Linked DNA regions of Mus musculus: regions 2 and 3 are each linked to region 1. A link is a loop called in an ENCODE intact Hi-C map of the cell type or tissue named here. Cell type or tissue: heart. All regions are shown on one strand.

Region 1 (2,500 bases):
CCTCCTGGACCTACCTGAGTCCATCGGCTCTTCCAAGCGCGCTCTGGAACAAGCAGGTCGTTTTACCTTGTTCTTCCGAGTCCAACAGCAGGATCCAGTGGTCTCTGGCCGCCCCCTAGCCATGATGCTCTTGCTGACGTACCTGTTTTTCTCATGTAGCGTGAGCTAGATGAAGTAATGATGCTGGAAGAATGAGCTGATGCTCTGGTTAAGATATATTAACCCCTCAAGACCCCTTTCTCTAATCCAAGACCTGCTCCTGTTCCTCGCTATCTTCAGCACCTAGAACAGAGCTCCGCGAGTGCCGGGAACTCAAGTGTGTTGGTTGAACCCTCAGCTGAAATGCATGAGTCCGTGGCTCAAAGACTACCCTAAAAACCCACACGGAGAGCAGCAGTTGAAGGGCATTCTCGTGGATACTCACTCTCAGCTTCCTATGGTCTTCCAGCACACCTCAGTGGAACAGTGTTCACCATGAGCTGACTGTCGGCTTGCAAATTCCTACATCTACAGCCGCGGGGGGCGGGGTTGTTTGCCAGTGGGGTTCATACCTTCTTGGAGGCTGCTCTAATTAATTACAGTTACTTTAACAGCCCTGACAAAAGTAACCACCTTTGATAAGGTTAGTGTTTACTTGAGGCTCTGATCCTCAAGCATTCACGCTCTTCGGTCATTAACACTCATTCACGTACGGATCCTCATTCCCCTGAATATTTACAATTTTGCGTTCTGGTTTTCAATTGTTTGGTGGCTATGCTCATGGAGAAAAAGTTGAGGAGTGGGGACAACCCCCCGTGGGAATCTATACTTGGCTTCTAAAATCCGCTAACCTGTAGCTATCTTACTCCCTTCGCTCGCTAGACCTCGATATCCAGCCCCCCACCCCCCATGCTTTGGCCAAATCTACTCAAACAAGGTTCCCGCCTGCCACCTGCCGGCCCACTAGGGTCTGCGCCATGAGCTATGCGCCAACGCACAGCTCGCGGGGAGGCACTCCCGCCCCCAAACACCTCCCTACTGCACATGCCCGGCAGAAGTCCGCGCAACTTTATAGGGCCCCATTGCCCCATCTCTCCTCAGTCTCCTCTATCCTCTCCCAGACGAGAGGATCAGTGGAGGCACCTCTCGGAGTCTTAGACTTCAGAGTCTGAGACTTAGCGAGAGGAGCCTCGAGGAGACTCCTTCTCTCTTCTTTACCCATCCCTTTCTTTTACTTACAGCCACAAGCTGAGGCGCGGAGCTTTAGAAAGTTCGCAGTGGTTTGAAGGTAGGTACATCCCTTCTTTTTGCCCCGAGGCGAGATTGGGGTCTTCAGACCCCAGCTTCTCTCCTCATAAGGTTAATCCTTTTCGGCCCCAACAGTCCTTGCGCAGTGGGGCCACTCTCTGCAGAGCCAGAGGGTGAGTCGGCTTCTCGGTGAGCACCTAAGAGAATGGATCGCAGGTCCCGGGCTCAGCAGTGGCGCCGAGCTCGCCATAATTACAACGACCTGTGCCCGCCCATAGGCCGCCGGGCTGCCACCGCTCTCCTCTGGCTCTCCTGCTCCATTGCTCTCCTCCGCGCCCTAGCCTCTTCCAACGCCCGCGCCCAGCAGCGTGCTGCCCAGCGCCGGAGCTTCCTTAACGCCCACCACCGCTCCGCTGCCGCTGCAGCTGCCGCACAGGTACTCCCTGAGTCCTCTGAATCTGAGTCTGATCACGAGCACGAGGAGGTTGAGCCTGAGCTGGCCCGCCCCGAGTGCCTAGAGTACGATCAGGACGACTACGAGACCGAGACCGATTCTGAGACCGAGCCTGAGTCCGATATCGAATCCGAGACCGAAATCGAGACCGAGCCAGAGACCGAGCCAGAAACCGAGCCAGAGACCGAGCCAGAGGACGAGCGCGGCCCCCGGGGTGCCACCTTCAACCAGTCACTCACTCAGCGTCTGCACGCTCTGAAGTTGCAGAGCGCCGACGCCTCCCCGAGACGTGCGCAGCCCACCACTCAGGAGCCTGAGAGCGCAAGCGAGGGGGAGGAGCCCCAGCGAGGGCCCTTAGATCAGGATCCTCGGGACCCCGAGGAGGAGCCAGAGGAGCGCAAGGAGGAAAACAGGCAGCCCCGCCGCTGCAAGACCAGGAGGCCAGCCCGCCGTCGCGACCAGTCCCCGGAGTCCCCTCCCAGAAAGGGGCCCATCCCCATCCGGCGTCACTAATGGGTGACTCCGTCCAGATTCTCCTTGTTTTCATGGATAAAGGTTAGTTGCCCTGACCAAACTGGGGTCCCTGAGACAGTAGGGTGGGAGGAAAGAGACAGATGGGAGGCAAGGTGGGAAGGGAGCGGTGCCCATTAATCAGCCCGAAATGCACCCCGGAAAAGGAGAGAGGGCTCTTCAAGTCTCTCCAGGGCACCCAGGGGCGCTTGGGAGGCCAAAGGTTTGTTGGACGGTGAGGCATTTCTGGCGCCTCGCTGGAGACAACCTGAGGTCCCCGAGCTGATACCCGGTGCGCAACATTGAATT
Region 2 (2,500 bases), 170 kb before region 1:
AAATGTGTGAAAACATGCAGTTGCTGTAAAAACTCTTTTTCGAGAAAATAAGATCCAATTAGTGTTGACTTCTGCGTCAGGAAAGCCAGAGTTTCAAAGGAATCCCCTCTGCTCATTCAGCTACTGCCGTCTTCAGGGCTGGCCTGCTCTGGGCTGTTTGATGGAACCTCCAAAGCTGAAGAAATCCATACCATAGATGGCTTGTAGGTGGGGACATAAGGTGGGTGGTGCCTGCAGGGTCAGTGGAATGGAGAGCTATGTGATGAAACTGGCTTTGGTAGGGTTTTTTTTTTTTTTTTAATGTTTTATTTAATTCATTCTCTCTCTCTCTCTCTCTCTCTCTCTCTCTCTCTCTCTCTCTCTCTCTCTCTGTGTGTGTGTGTGTGTGTGTGTGTTTAAGTCGGTGTGAGTGGGTACCTCTTAGTCAACCTCTTAGTCAATGGACACATTTTGGATACTGGTTTGCACCTTCCAGATACGGGACTAGAACTCTGGTCCTCAGGCGCTGCAATAAGTGTCTTTTCTCGCTCAGCCATCTTGTTTTGCTAGTTTTAAAGGCTGATAACAGAGAAGAAATGTAGATTAAAAGTGACATATAAGACTGGAGGTCACAGCCGGGCGTGGTGGCGCACCCCTTTAATCCCACTTGGGAGGCAGAGGCAGGAGAATTTCTAAGTTTGAGGCCAGCCTGGTCTACAGAGTGAGTTCCAGGACAGCCAGGGCTACACAGAGAAACCCTGTCTTGAAAAAAAAAAAAGGAAGAAGACTGGAGGTCACTGAGCTCTAGCCCCAGGCCTGGAGTTGTCAAAACCTGGGCAGTGTAGGGTAGCAGCTGACTCCTTTCAAATGACTTCCTATAAGCTCCCAACACTGCTGTCTTTTCCTCTCCAACACAGGTGACAAAGTGCAGAGGCAGCTTGCGCCCACTGCTGAATGGTGACCTTTCTGGCGAGCGTTAGGCCGAGGAGGCGGCCTACGCGGAATAAAGGGGGGATCCGAGTGCCTAATTGTCAGGCCACTGCAGTAGCCACGGCTGTCCCTGGCAAGTGAGGCTTCCTCGAGTCCAGGAACCTACTGCCAGCCGGGCCAGGGCAGTAGCCAGAGCTGGAGCGCTTCCAGGGGCTCGCGCGCCACTTGCCCCCCAACGGAGGCCCGGAAGGCGCAGTACGGCCCGCGCCCCGCCTCCGCCGGCGCCCCCTCGCGCCCCGGGTGGGCCCTGCAGGGCGGCGCGGCCCGGAGGCGGCGGGGAAGGCGGGGCGCCGAGGCCGGGCGGGCCGGGGCGGCGCCGAGCCGGGCCGGAGCAGGGCGCAGGGTGCTGGGCGGCCCGGCCGGGGTCGTGGGGGGGAAGATGGCGAGCGTGGGGCTGCAGTTCCAGGCCAGCGCCGGGGACGCGGACCCCCAGAGCCGGCCCCTGCTGCTGTTGGGCCAGCTGCAACACCTGCACCGCGTGCCCTGGAGCCACGTCCGCGGGAAGCTGCAGCCCCGGGTCACCGAGGAGGTGAGCGGGCCGCGGCCGCCATGCGCCTGCCAAGCCCAGGCCCTGGGCCACGGGCCCCGCCTCGCCCGCGCGCCCCGCCGGGCCCAGGGCGCAGGCCCGCGACAGGCCTAGCCGTCTGTCCCCAAGGCCCTGGCTGCAGCGAGGCCCGGCCTGTGTCGCCGGCCTGCCCGGGCCGAGCCACCTGCTTCCGCGCCTCTGGGCCGGGCCCTGCAGAAGGCCCAGTGGCGGCTTTCCGCGTGGCCTCTGGCCTCGAGACCCGCTTCCATGGCCACTAGCCAGGGCCCAGGAGCCGGGCCTCCAAGTGTTTGAAGCAGAGGGTCCCCAGACAGGCCTTGCCAGCGCGAGGCGCAGTCCCACGAGGGTGGTAGGGTACCAGAGAGCCACACATGCCTGGTGGCAGCGGCTAGGGTGCCTTAGACAAGCAGGCGTGGCCCGCAGGGCGCATCTAGCCACACAGCACACGTGTTGAAGCCCGGTCCGTCTCATATCTCCTTTCTAATCCAGCTCTGGCAGGCAGCTCTGGCCACGCTCAACCCCAACCCCACAGACAGCTGTCCTCTCTACCTGAACTGCGCCACAGTGGCAGCTCTGCCTTCTAGGGTGAGCCGGCATAACAGCCCGTCCGCAGCCCACTTCATCACCAGGCTCGTGAGAACCTGCCTGCCTCCTGGAACCCACCGGTGTATCCTGGTGAGTGCTGGGCCGGTGAGTGTACCCCAGCCCGTGGCCCACCTCAAGCACAGCAGGCTGGCCCGTGTGATCTCCCATTCTAACCCTTCAACCACCGAGTGATTTACACCGGATCGGTTTGCGTGACAAATCAGAGATGCCAGCCTAGATTTATTGAGGCCTGGGCTTATGTCTGTGCCCTGCTCATCTGTCTGGGAAAGAGTGGACAACATCTGGTGGCAGACATTTTTCTCACGCAGCCTCAGGTTACTGGGGGGGCACAGCCGTCTGGGTTTGTAGAGCTGCTATTGGGAGAGTCCTGGTGGTGTCCCT
Region 3 (2,500 bases), 160 kb before region 1:
AAGCAACTCAGGAAAGACTCCAGATATCTGGCATCTACATGTAAACACATACAAATATATACATATCTTTATCCCCACCACCACACACGTACACATGTGAATTCATATGCACATATACACACATATATGCATATGTTTGTATGTATACACACATACAAATATATACAAACATTTTTCTTAGAAGAAGGGAACCAGGTTGCCAGGCGCTGATGCTGCACGCCTTTAATCCCAGCACTTGGGAGGCAGAGGCAGGCAGACCTCTGAGTTTGAGGCAACCCTAGTCTACTGAGCAAGTTCCAGAACGGCTAGGGAGGGCTATACAGAGGAAATCCTGCCTCAAACAAAACAAACAAAAACAAAGAAACAAGAAGGGGGGGGGAACCAAGTGAGAGCTATTTCTACAGAGGGTGTTGGGTGCCAGGAGACACCCCCAACACACTCACACACACACTGCGGTTTGCTTCTAGGTATGACTCCATCAGAGGCTGCTGACACGAGTTCCCAAACCTCCTCATCCAGGCCCTTCCCAAGGGGACACCCTGTTCAGGCACATCGCCCTCCTCCACCCCAGCCTGCCCCTCGGCCTCTGCTCAGAGCCCCACACCTAGAGCATCAAGCACCAAGCCCCTCCCTCCAGCATCTCCCGTGAGTTCCCGGCTGGAGGGTTTCCGGGAAGGTTGTTCTTTGCCGCAAGGACATGCTGCAGTGCCCACCCCTCCCCGGGCCTCTGATCCCAGCAGGTCCCTCAGTGCCCAGTAAATGCCTGTTGAATTTTCTGCTGTGACTCTGCCTGAAGCTCCTGCTCAGGCGGATGTTCCCTGGTGAATTAGTGTTCAACATTTTTGTTTATTTGTTTGTTCTTTAACAAAAGGTTGTTTTGGTTTGAGATTCAGCAAAAATACAGGCTGTATTCAGCTTCCTCTCCATTCAGGACTCAGTAAATTAGTTGTTTTCCAGTCTGTTCCGAGTCCTTGCCTCAAATGCGCCTCCAACAAGATAATGCATTTAAAAGCCCTTGGAAAAGTACCAACCCCACGCACATGTGGGGTACTGTCATCCTGTGAGCTCTGCCGGAAGACAAGCGCTGCAGCTGGCTCACTCCACACCCCGCCCCCACACTGGGCTTAGCTACAGGTCCCGCTGTGAAGCTCCTACTCAGGATTCAGAGCGGGCGGGCGGGGGGGGGGGGGGGGGGGGCTGTCTCCAGGTTGGTCCCCCCAAACCCAGTCTCCACCCCCAGATACAGCCTCGGCTGAGGGGGGCTGGAGGGGAAGACAAGAGATAAACTAACACTCCTTTGAGGAGAAGACCTGTCCATATCCGTGTCTAATCCAGAGGCCATTTTGGCTTTCTTTGGGGCCTGCTGTGGTCCTGAGGGTTTCTGAGATCAATCCAGGGAGGAGGATGCAGCAGGAAAACGAAATCACCCTCCCAAGCTTAAAAGGTTCAGAAGCCTGGTTCTCGTTCCCGGTCTGCAGTCAGAACAAAAGGTGCCTCCAGCCAGAAGCCTCTGTTCTTGTTGGCTGGCCCTGGCCTGCTCTGGGGGGTGGGGGGACCTTCCTTCTTCCACCCCACGCACCTTTACTTGTTTGTCTTCTTTCCTGTCATGCGCTGGATGAGTCTCTGAGATTCATGCCCACGCCAAGTCCAGTATGACATCAGTATACCAACGGCATAAAGCTAGCTTCTTCATTCACCCACATTGATCCAACATCACCTGCAAGTAAACTCCCTTAAGCACAGACCCCTCTCTTGGGAGTGTCTTCCCACCCTGAACCTTAGAAATCAACTGTTATGAGAAGCCTCAGCTGCCTTGCTGGAGGCTGGAGAAGGCTGTGTGTGGTGCCCGGGGAGCCTGCTTGGTGGAAATCAAAGTCCTAAGGCTGACCTTAGAGGCTAGCATCTATTCCAACCATGGGCCATCACAAGAATAGCTAATATGTCACCAGCAGTTTGCTGCTTGCTAGACAGCTGCTATGATCTTGTCCTGTATAGCATCTACAGAGGCCCAAGTCCACAGATGATTGGTGCTTGTATGCAGAGTAAGGGTCATCTGGCCTGGCATAGCCTGTGCACTGAAAGAGCTCTCTGGTCCTCTAAGACCCTCTGTCCTTTGTTCCCACCCCCACACAATGCACCACACTCTGTGTGGTCAGAGAGATGGCACTTTCCAAGGCACTCGACAGTGAGTGTATACCCAGGAGGCTCTGCATGTGGCCTGGGTGCTGAGCCTCAGGTTCTGCACCAGTAACACACATAAGCTCCATGGCGTTGCATGTGACAATGACGTCTAGGACATGACCTTGATAGCTCTGGCAATGGAAGAACACAAAGAAGAAAGTTGGGATTGGTGAAAATTCTAAAATGTTGTGCATCAAAAAGGATGAGGATGGTGGAGACTGTGGCTCAGACAGCGAAGTGCTTGATGTGCAAGTGTGAGGCCCAGACCCGTCCTCAGTTCCCCATACACATACGGATCCAGCTGAACATGCAGGCAAAG

Evidence for each region. Peaks named below come from ENCODE experiments on the same cell type or tissue, not always from the same donor. Only the 100,000 strongest peaks of a DNase experiment are listed, where the experiment ranks them.
Region 2: a loop joins it to region 1, with 2.3 times the contacts of the local background. A loop is called at or near these places in 5 of 42 quality-filtered maps.
Region 3: a loop joins it to region 1, with 2.5 times the contacts of the local background. A loop is called at or near these places in 4 of 42 quality-filtered maps.

The regions. Positions count from the first base shown.
Region 1 is chr2:174,283,242-174,285,741 of GRCm38, forward strand. It overlaps Gnasas1 and a transcript of Gnas not described here. Among named protein-coding and RNA genes, the nearest start is that of Gnas, 13 kb to the right of the region's middle. In heart, a CTCF peak has its summit at 944 (motif pointing left); no DNase peak of the experiment used is centred here; H3K4me3 peaks cover 2,208 bases; H3K27me3 peaks cover 1,654 bases.
Region 2 is chr2:174,109,075-174,111,574 of GRCm38, forward strand. Npepl1 (aminopeptidase-like 1) reads left to right here and starts at 1,277. Exons shown (of 12, transcript NM_213733.2): 1 at 1,277-1,498; 2 at 2,003-2,188. The coding sequence starts at 1,349. In heart, a CTCF peak has its summit at 1,133; DNase peaks (open chromatin) are centred at 1,257 and 1,967; H3K4me3 peaks cover 1,725 bases; H3K27ac peaks cover 1,652 bases.
Region 3 is chr2:174,126,087-174,128,586 of GRCm38, forward strand. All of the region lies in intron 2 of Gm10714 (predicted gene 10714), which reads right to left. Among named protein-coding and RNA genes, the nearest start is that of Npepl1, 17 kb to the left of the region's middle. In heart, no CTCF peak of the experiment used is centred here; a DNase peak (open chromatin) is centred at 1,105; H3K4me3 peaks cover 823 bases; H3K27ac peaks cover 1,096 bases; H3K27me3 peaks cover 508 bases.